2 separate regions of the Homo sapiens genome follow, and region 1 is linked to region 2. The links are chromatin loops, found by intact Hi-C in ENCODE. Cell type or tissue: MCF 10A. All regions are shown on one strand. Links, peaks and the distances in the headings refer to the core of each region. The heading gives the core; the rest is flanking DNA.

Region 1 (5,379 bases), core at 201-5,200, 1.0 Mb after region 2:
CCATGTGGTAGATCCTCAGAGGCCACTGCAGAGGCATGGAGATTTCAGCTTCATCCTGCTGCCAAGAGTCCTACTGATGAGCAGTGGCCATCCAGACTTACTATTCCTTCAACTCCAGTCATCTCTAAGCTTGTCTGCATGGGGGCTACTAAGAGCTCACTGTGAGAACGAAGGTCAAGGACTCTGGGGTCAAAGTGTCTGGACCTATTCACCTCCTGGCTGTACCACTTCATAGATGTGAGATAAGTTACTAAACATATCTGTGCCTCAATTTTCTCAGGTATAAAATGGGGACAATAATAGTATCTTTCTCAGAGAGTTGTTGTGAGAGTTTATCTAATGAAATGTGTATAAAGTACTGAAAACGTCAATAAATACTATTTTTATGACTTCCCAAGGGCCTGCTGACCACTCTGGAACAGTTGAGGCAGTGAACATAGAGCCATGACCACAGACTTGCTAGGTGTTACAAGTTACTTAGTAGGTGTTACAAGGCACATCCAGAACAGGGGAAGGTGGCAACAGAATGGCATGAAAATAACTATATTAGTTTTCTAGGGCTGCTGAAACAAAGTCCAAAAACTGAGTGGTTTAAACCAGGGGTCCCCAACCCCCAGGCAACAGACCAGTACCACTCTAAGTTACATGCTCCTTATAAGAATCTAGGCCGGGTATGGTGGCTCACACCTATAATCTCAGCACTTTGGGGGGCAGAGGCAGGGGGATCACGAGGTCAGGAAATCGAGACCATCCTGGCCAACATGGTGAAACCCCATCTCTACTGAAAATACAAAATTTAGCTGGGCGTGGTGGTGCATGCCTGTAATCCCAGCTACTCGGGAGGCTGAAGCAGGAGAATCTCTTGAACCCGGGAGGCGGAGGTTGCGGTGAGCCAAGATCACGCCACTGTACTCCAGCCTCAGCGACAGAGTAAGACTCTGTCTCCCAAAAAAAAAAGAATCTAATGCCTGATGATCTGTCCCTGTCTCCTATCACCCTCAGATGGGACCACCTAGTTGCAGGAAAACAAGCTCAGGGCTCCCACTGATTCTACCTTATGGTGAGTTGTATAATTATATCATTATATATTAAACGTGATAATAATAGAAATAAAGTGCATAATAAATGTAATGTGCTTGAATCATCTTGAAACCATTCCCCTGCAACCCCCCAACCCTGGTGAAAAAATTATCTTTCATAAAACCAGCCCGTGGTGCCAAAGAGGTTGGGGACTGCTGGTTTAAACAACAGAAATTCATTGTCCATGGTTTGGAGGCTGAAAGTCTAACATTAGGGTATCAGTAGGTGAGTTCCTTTTCAGGGCTGTGCAGAAGGATCTGTTCTAGGCCTGTGTCCTTGGCACGGATGGCACCTTCTCCCTATGTCTCTCCACATTGTCTTCTCTTCACGCATGTCTCTGTGTCCAAATTTCTCCTTTTTATAAAAACACCAGTCATATTGGATTAGGCTCCACCAGAATGACCTCATTTTAACTTGATTACCTCTATAAAGATCCTATCTCCAAATAAAGTCACTCTCTAAGTAGGGCACTGGGGATGAGGACTTCAACATACGAATTGTCAGGTGATGCAATTCAACCCACAACAATGACTAATGAAAATTGTTACCATTCATTAGGCAGCTAACACATGTCAAGGATATAACTATGACTTTTTAGCACCCACAGCATATCTTCGGGTTATCTACTAAGAAAGTGGAGGTTCAGAGCATTTAAGTGACTTTCGAAGATTATTATACAGTTAGCAACTGGCAGAGCCAGGATTTGGATCACAACTGTCTGATCAAACCCATGTTCTCTAAATGTCATTTAACAGTGTCCTTTTAGTTGGTTCCAACTAGCCAGTGACAGGATCGTTCTTGTGAAGGTGCCCATCTCTGGATCTCCTCTGTTCACATGCAGATCCACTCGGACTCCAGAAGATCGTAGACTCTCAAAGCAGGCAGGACCCTTTGATGTCATCCTTTCCACCCCCTACTTTACGGATGAGGAAACAGAGTCCCTAGGAGACTAGTTACTTGCAGGAGGTCACATAGGAAGTGGGGATGTTCTGAATCTGCTCTCTACCCAACACTGCCTCTGCTGGAAGAAATTTTGAACTTTGCTGGTGGATCTAATTTATTTGGCAAATGGTTTCACAGATTTAAGCCATTTATACAAAATCATGAGATTAATCATTATTAATCAAACACAATCTGACACCGTATGAAATAGGCAAGGGATAGGTCTGTTATGCAAGCATCCTGCAGCCTTAATTACTGAATGGCTGGAATGATGGTCGGCCCCTCACATTTATCACAAGAAACATTCAGCTTCTTAGATAACTCATTTTCTATGCCAATGCTTTGAACAGTAAGAAATAAAGGAAACAGCAATCTGTGCTTGTCACAGGAGATGTTATCTAGAAAAGGAGGAACACATCAAATGTCCACATCCACTCTCAGACTGCACACGCAGCATTGCTCCATAATAGGATCAATCTTCTCTCAATTACCAGCTCTGGGGCACAGCCACCTTGTTGAGTGTCTAGAGCAAATGTCCCCTGCCATGTGATAGACATATGGCATTCTGCTTTCTCTGTCCCAGAACAGAGACCAAGTTTCTCAGGATCATTAGGCAAATGTTAACAGAACTGAGACAGCAACACGACCACACGACCACAAGGCTTGCAGCATCAGGTGTGATTCTGTGAAAAGACCAAAGCCCTACTTGCTGATTCAGCTCTGCTTCTCAGAAACTGTACTTCCTGGGATAGATTCCTTCAGCTTCTGGGACTCAATTTCCTCATCTTCACCATGGGGGAAAGGGTTGCCTACATCACAGGTTGTGAGGATTCAATAAGATGATGGCTGAGAAAGTGCACAGCGCAGTAGCTGGCGCTGAGTAGGGGCTTAAGTATTTTTTAATTAAAAATATATGGCAAATAATTTTCTTCCCTCTAAAGCTCATCTGCAGTAATCTATTCTTCCCTTATTCATACGCAAATAAGGAAGGACGGAGTTGTAAATATTATGGGCCTAACTTGGCCCATCTCTGTTCTAATGCTGCCACCTGCTGGACAGCCAACAACCCACACAGGTATTTCAAGGGGATGCCCTGATACTAATGGGAGACAATCTCAGATGCATCTAGGCAAATCCTTCCTTCCCTAACACACTCCCCCTGGCCTCCATCCTTCAGATCTAGACCTAGTGCACCCCTGACTTATCGGATCCTGGGGTTGACTCACAACCTAATTTCCTTGGCAGGAGGTATTTTTCAGACAGTGTGACGTCTGCCTAATAGATCACAGCTCCCAGCATTGGGAACATGAGGACAGCTATGGGCTGAGTTGCCCAGGGAGTTCGAAACGAGCATGCGGCCTGCAGACATGTTTTGTTCAAACTGCATCATATTGGCCCACACTGTGTTTAATAAAATTCAAATTACCCACCAGCACATAAATATCAGATTTCACCTAAAAACGTGGATATTTTCAGCATGTTGTAAAATCTAAAGATATAGCAACACAAGATCCACACTCCTTCATGACAGCAATTAGCCAGAGCAACTGCTCCCTTCAGCCTGAGCATGGCCTCACCAGTGTGACACACTCCCTACCACTCCCTTTCGGACCTTTCCCTTGACCTGCTTCACTTAGGTTACTCTGCCCTGGCCCTGGAGCCACAAAAATTGTTGTCTCCCTAAACCAAAGCACAAAGCATTGCATAGACTAGGATGGCTAAATAGAGCAGCAGGAGTGAATAAAAGAATGATTTACACCTTAAAGTAATAATGTTAATAATTAGTAATTACCAAGCACTTACTTAGCTTGTGCCAGGCACAGAGGAAAGCACTTTGACCCTAACTTTTTGACCCCAAATATATTTTCATTCCATGGTACATTTAAATCTCACATTTCTGCTCTTCTCATTTGCTTTGTTCTCTGTGCCAAGAAATATAAAATCCCTAACTCATCCAATTCTTAACAAATATTACCTGCAGAAAGAATCTGTTCGAAGTAAAACTAGCAATGGCAAAAGCTTCAAACAGTAAAATTTGTTACGACCAAAAAATAAAAATAAAAAAAGAATCCTACATCTTAGGTAATATTGAAAATAGAAAATTCGAACTAAAAATTTTCATATAAAAGAATAGAATTTTTAATCCCAGCACTTTGGGAGGCCGAGGCAGGTGGGTCACTTGAGCCCAGGAGTTTGAGACCAGCCTGGGGAACATGACGCGACCCTGTCTCTACTAAAAATACAAAAATTAGCCAGGTGTGGTAGTGCACACCTGTAGTACCAGCTATTTGGGAGGCTGAGTGAGCCAAGATCATACCACTGCATTCTAGCCTGGGCAACAGAGCAAGACCACGTCTAAAAAAAATAAAATTTTCTTTACAAATTTTTACCTGTCAATTTTACCCAGGAGAATTGTACTTGCTAACAACAATGGCCAAGAAGAAAACTCACAATAGTAAAAGTAATAATTAAACAAGATAAGAAAAAATGCTAATTACTGAGCCTTAAAAAAAATGTATGTGGAAAAAATTGACCTCAGTAGAAACAACTTCAGTAGAATAAAACTTTAAATTGGGAAAAATAAGAAATCACTTAAATGTATTGTATAGAAAATGGTTCAAGAAGTTATACTGGGTCTATAATTCTTCCCTTCCCCCCTATATCATAGAAAATCCATGTCAATAGCCTAGCATGTATCCTTCCATATATTTCTCCATATTTATTTAATCTCTCATACTCACATTCATATTGAGGGAGGCTTTTCATTGATTGTCTTACAAAAATCTAATCATACTATGCACATTTCCTGACATCTTGTTTTTCTCACTGAATAATATCTTACAGAAATCTCTTTCAATCAGACTGGGCTTATGCATAGAAAAGAAAGCCTATGAAAGGGATTGCTAGGTGGAAGGAATCCACCAGCACTTTTTATTTTTAAAAGAAGTTGTCAGATTACTTTCCAAAAGGACTGAAATAATTTACATTTCCTTGGTCAAAATTATGCAGGGGCCTTTTCCCTACATCTCACCAGCAGGCGGCATGACTGCTGCTTCCCACTAGTCTGACGGGGTAATAATCTCCGTATTACTTTACTCTGCATTCTCTAACTTCTAATAAATTTGAGCAACCTTTCCTATGTTTGTTGACAACTGAATTTGCTTTTCCACAAAGTGCCTATTTATAATACTTGGCCATTTTTTACTGGGATATTTGTCTTTTGCTTGCCATTTGTAAGAGTTTATAGTATATTTTCATTACACATATTCTACCTGTCACCTGCGGTACAGTTATTCTTTTCAAATCACTTGCTTGTCTATTGACTCTGCCTATGATATCTTTGCAATACAGGGGTGT
Region 2 (5,379 bases), core at 230-5,229:
ATCTGTCAACATTTCCCTTCATCGTTTCTGGATATGTATATTTTTTTCACAAAGAGATAGATGTTCCATGAAGTTAAAGCTTAGGCATCAGGGTCCCTCACTTGCCTGGGCCTCTTCCAAGGCTGCACCTAATTTTTCATTTGTGATTTTGTTTTCTTTTTCCTAAAGAGACCTCCACCACCCCTGCCAAATTATGTAAACTTCAGGCCCTACAGAATCTGGAACTTTCCCGAGTAACGTGCTTAGAAAAGTCACGTCACCCTAGGCCGGGCACGGTGACTCACGCCTGTAATCCCAGCACTTTGGGAGGCTGAGGCGGGCAGATCACCTGAGGTCAGGAGTTCAAGACCAGCCTGACCAACATGGCAAAACCCTGTCTCTACTAAAAAATACAAAAATTGGCCGGGCGTTGTGGCAGGCGCCTGTAATCCCAGCTACTCGGGAGGCTGAGGCAGGGAGAATTGCTTGAACCCGGGAGGTGGAGGTTGCAGTGAGCCGAGATCATGCCATTGCACTCCAGCCTAGAAGAAAGAGGGAGACTCTAAAAAAAAAAAAAAAAAAAAAAAAAAAAAAAAGAAGCAAAGCAAAGAAAAGAAAAGTCACCTCACCCCAAATTATGAAAAATTTTAATAGGCTTAGCTTTATATCTTTTCTTTTGGCTTATTTTCTAATTTTTTAGTACTAAAGTAGATTACTAATTTTCTTCAAAGAATTTTTCTCAGAACAAAATAGAGCTCCACTGCTCATTCATTCACTCATTTTATTTACTGGTTCGTCCAAGCTCTTCCCTCACCTTTCTGTACCTAGCTGAGTTGTGAAGCAGCTGGTGGGTTCAGGGGAGGAGAGAGGAAGGGACAGAGCTAGAGGGCACGGTGGCCCTGGATGGAAGTGATGGTACTGGGGTTGGGGGCAATGTATTAGTTTCTAGGACTACCGTAATGAAGTAGCACAAACAGGGTGTCTTGAACAACAAAAACATATTCTCTCATTGTTCTGGAGACTAGAAGTCCAAAATCAAGGTGTCAGCAGGGCATGGGAAGGCTCTAGAGATAATCTGTCCATGTCTCTCTCCTAGCTGCTAGCATTGCTGGCAAACCTTCGCAGTCCTTGGCTTGTAGAGACGTCACTCCAATCTCTGCCCCTGTCATCAAATGGCACTCACCCTGCATGTCTGTGTGCCACTTCTCTTATTATAAGGACACCATTATATCAGATTAGGGCCTCCTCTAATGACTTGCTTACATCTGCAAAGACCCTATTTCCAAATAGGAAGATCACATTCACTGGTACCTGGAGTTAGGACATCAGCATATATCTTTGGGGGCTGGGGACATAATTCAACCCATGACAGAAGGATTAGGGGGCTGATTCTTCCTCACCTCCGGTCCTACACCCCAACCCTCAGAAGCACCTGCCCCTCCCTACACTCATTCCGCCCTGGTTACACTTCCAAGCATGAGGAGCTCATTGCCTCTGCAAAGGGTCCTTTACTTTCTCTCTTCAGTTTCTGTCCCCTACCCCAACATGCATTTTGGTGTATCTGGTATGAGCACCGGCTCCTGAGTTACAGTGTAGGGCTTGAATCACCACCCCATGACTTAATAGATGTGTGGCCCAGTACTTCAAAAGAGCATGCATGATATGATGTGGCTCTGTGTCCTCACCCAAATCTCATGTCATCTCAAATTGTAATCCCCATAATCCCCATGTGTCAAGGGAGGGACCTGGTGGGAGGTGATTCGATCTTGGGGGCGGTCTCCCCCATGCTGTTCTCATGATAGTGAGGGAGTTCTCACAAGGAGATCTGATGGTTTTATAAGTGCTTGACAGTTCCTCCTTCACACTCTCTCTCTCGTTGCCTTGTGAGGAAGGCGCCTACTTGCCCTTCACTTTCTCCCGTGATTGCAAGTTTCCTGAATTCTCCCCAAACATGTGGAACTGTAAGTCAATTAAACCTCTTTTTTTTTTTTAATAAATTACCAAGTCTCAGGTATTTCTTTATAGCAGTGTGAAAACAGCCTAATACAATGCAGAAAAGGCGTTCATAGCTACTTGCCAAATACATGAAAGATCTTGGGCAGGTGCTTTGCTTCTCTGAGCCTCAGTTTGGGGCTCAGACATGGGGATAGTGAAGGGGGATAGTGAAGCACCTGCCTCAAGGATGTTGGGATGATTACAAGGGATGACTACCTTGATGCATTTGGTCCAGCCTGGCATATGCTAACTCCTCGGCAAACATTAGCTACAATAATCATAATATGTCCTAGCAGAGCTCAGGATGCAGTGCAGGCACTGCACTGGTCTTAATGAGGGATTGATATTAACAAATGATAAAAAGCAATCCTCCAAAGGCAGCCCATCTCACTCAGCATAAAAGCCAAAGTCCTTACTGGGTCTGACTAGTTCTCTGCACTGGCCGGCGCCCTTCTCCTCAGCCTCAAACCCCCTTGCCCTCTGCTTGGCCAGATTGTTCCTCAGACAGGCCAGGTGCGTTCCCAATCTCAGGGCCTCCAGCTTGGCCTCCCCTCTGCCAGGAATGCTGTTCCTCCAGATGGCTGTGGAGTTCACCCCCTGGCATCTCTTAGATCTTTGCTCAAAGGCCACCTCCTCCTGAGGCCATCCCAGAACCCCCTCTTTCAAGCAGCACTCACTCCACTCCCTAGCCCTTACTCGCATCCCTGCATACAGCACTTTTTACTGCCTGGCACTGTACGTTTGTTGATTTACTGTCTCTCTGCTATCACCCAGAACGTTGCTTCCAGAAGAAGACTGTCTCATTACTGTTACATCTCTGGCCCTGGAGTAGCCCCTGGCAAATATGTACTCAGTACATGTTTGCGAGACGCATGGACTTGTAGAACAGTTCCACAGCTGTCCATCACTGATGTTCCATACCTAGCGATGCGGCCCCTCGAAACGCACTGGAGAGCTGGGCAGACCAAGGATAATTTCACAGGTAAGTCAGATAGAGCCTGGGGAGGTGCAGCGATTGGCCTAGGCTCCGAGACTGATGACCCGGGAAGCTGGGGCCTGCGCTCTGCTCTGTGGCTCGGCATGCTGTGCAGCTGACCTGAGCAGCTCTTGAGGAGTCACTGCTCATTTACCAGTCACATCGTCGTGTCATGCACCGTTGACAGGAGACCAAGCCCAGGGCAACATTCTCACTTCCCCCTCTCCATGAGCGTGACCAGTGGGTCTCGGTCTTGCCTCCGCGTGGGCCGTACAGGACAAGGGCCAGAGCCTTGCAACCCGACCCACCTGCCAGGGGTGGTCTCCCAGCATCCCGGCAGAGGGCGCTGTGGGACAGCGTTGCTGATCGGTCGGGGACCTGGGTCCAGCTCAGCCTCCTGCGCTCCCCCTGGGTCAGGACGGGCAAGGGCAGGGCTGCGGGGCGGGGCAGGGCAGGCTGTGGGACTTGAATGTCCTGTGTCCGCTACTCTCTGCCCTGTGCTCAGGTGTCTCCTCGTCCAGGGCTCTTGCATATTCTTGTAGGACTTTGCTTGGAAAATTGTCTAGTGAGAAAGTGATTCGTTTTTGGTTTGCATGAGGCTATGGTTGCAGAGTTAGAAAGGGAGGGAGTGTTGGTTTGCGGCAAAAAGTTTAGGGATGAATATTGAGTTTGAAGTGCTGTGGCACATTCAGAAATATGTCCAGGGGCTGGTTGGATGTGCGAGTTAGACATTCTGGAAAGGGGTTTGGACTCAAGATACAGATGTCATCAGCAGATAGCTGGTAATCGGATCCACAGAAGTGAGTGACAGTGTTGAAGGAGGGAGGCAAAACAGCAACATTCAGGGGCCAGGTGAAAAAAGAGGGCTTTTAAAGGAGACTGAGGAGAAGCTGGGAGAAAAACAAAGTGGGAAAGAGGAAAGTCAACTGGCAAGTGCTTTTGATTGATCAAATAAGACTGAGCTATACCCTTTAGTTATATCTAGCCAATGATCTTGTTAGTTCAGAAGATGGAAGCAGTTCTCCTGGGGAGGAATCTTAGAAAGGAGGGTGACATTCATATCTATTGGGCTGCTATGTGGGATGCTTTCCCTAGTGACTTTTACATATTAGCTTGTTTAGCTCTCATGACAATCCTTAAGTATTAACCCTGTTTTCTTTCTTTCTTTTTTTTTTTTTTTTTAAATTTTTGAGACAGGGTCTTGCTCTGTCTCCCAGGCCGGAGTGCAGTGGCACGATCATAGTTCACTGCAGCCTCAAACTCTTGGGCTCAAGCAATCCTCCCACCTCAGCCTTCAGAGTAGCTGGAACTACAGCTGCACGTTAGCCACATTTTCATTCATTCATTCGAGACAGGGTCTCACTCTGTTGCCCAGGCTGGAGTGCAGTGACGTGATCATGGCTCACTGCAGCCTCGACCTCCTCGGCTCAGGTGATCCTCCCACCTCAGCCTCCTGAGTAGCTGAGACTACAGGTGTGCATCATCACACTCAGCAAATTTTTCTACTTTTTTTTTTTTTTTTTTGTAGACACAGGGTTTCCCCACGTTGCCCAAGCTAAATTTTCTAAAATAATTTCTAAAATAATCAAGACTCAGATAAAAAATATCTTACCTAAGATCACCCTGCTTGTGTTAGAGATTAACCCTAGATCGATCTACAACTCGAGTCTGAGGTCTTCCCACTACTTCCTTCCTCTATGTCCACATCCTGCCATGTAGGGTAATTTTATTAATTCATGATTTGGTTGAACAAATATTTGAGTTTACCGGGCACTGGGCACTGTTCTAGATGCTGGGAATACAGCAGTGAAAAAAACTGTCAAATACTTCATGCTCTTCACATTCTAGCAGGAATCAGATATAACCATGCAGTATGTCATGTAATGAGACATGGAGATACAAAAAGGAAAGAGGGATGAGGATGTGTTTAGAGTTTTTAAATATATATATGAATTTCTTTCCTGCCCCTTAAGATCTGCAGGAGGTTATCAGAATTGACAATGAGGACTTTACTAATAAAAGTGACATTTGAAGCTGGGCGCGGTAGCTCACGCCTGTAATTCCAGCACTTTGGGAGGCCGAGGAGGGCGGATCACGAGGTCAGGAGATCGAGACCATCCTGGCTAACACGGTGAAACCCCGTGTCTACTAAAAATACAAAAAGTTAGCCGGGCATGGTGGCGGGCGCCTGTAGTCCCAGCTACTCAGGAGGCTGAGGCAGGAGAATGGCGTGAACCCAGTAGGTGGAGCTTGCAGTGAGCCAAGATCGCGCCACTGCACTCTAGCCTGGGCAACAAAGCGAGACTCCGTCTCAAAAAAAAAAAAAAAAAAAAAAAAAAAAGTGACATTTGAGCCAAGACCTGAGGAGGGGGAGAAAGCCAGTCATCCAGTTATCCAGAAGAAAGGAGGAACATAAAACCTCCAAAGTA

The links. Peaks named below come from ENCODE experiments on the same cell type or tissue, not always from the same donor. Only the 100,000 strongest peaks of a DNase experiment are listed, where the experiment ranks them.
Region 1: it touches region 2 in a loop (26-fold over the local background); 56 of 110 quality-filtered maps call a loop at or near these places.

The regions. Positions count from the first base shown.
Region 1 is chr11:11,784,877-11,790,255 of GRCh38, forward strand. No RefSeq gene overlaps it. Among named protein-coding and RNA genes, the nearest start is that of MIR8070, 4.3 kb to the left of the region's middle. In MCF 10A, for the core only: CTCF peaks have their summits at 2,046, 3,066 (motif pointing left) and 5,093; a DNase peak (open chromatin) is centred at 3,075.
Region 2 is chr11:10,789,347-10,794,725 of GRCh38, forward strand. No RefSeq gene overlaps it. Among named protein-coding and RNA genes, the nearest start is that of SNORD97, 9.6 kb to the right of the region's middle. RefSeq lists enhancers at 2,512-3,061, 3,062-3,611 and a silencer at 3,272-3,411. In MCF 10A, for the core only: a CTCF peak has its summit at 3,286 (motif pointing right); a DNase peak (open chromatin) is centred at 3,315.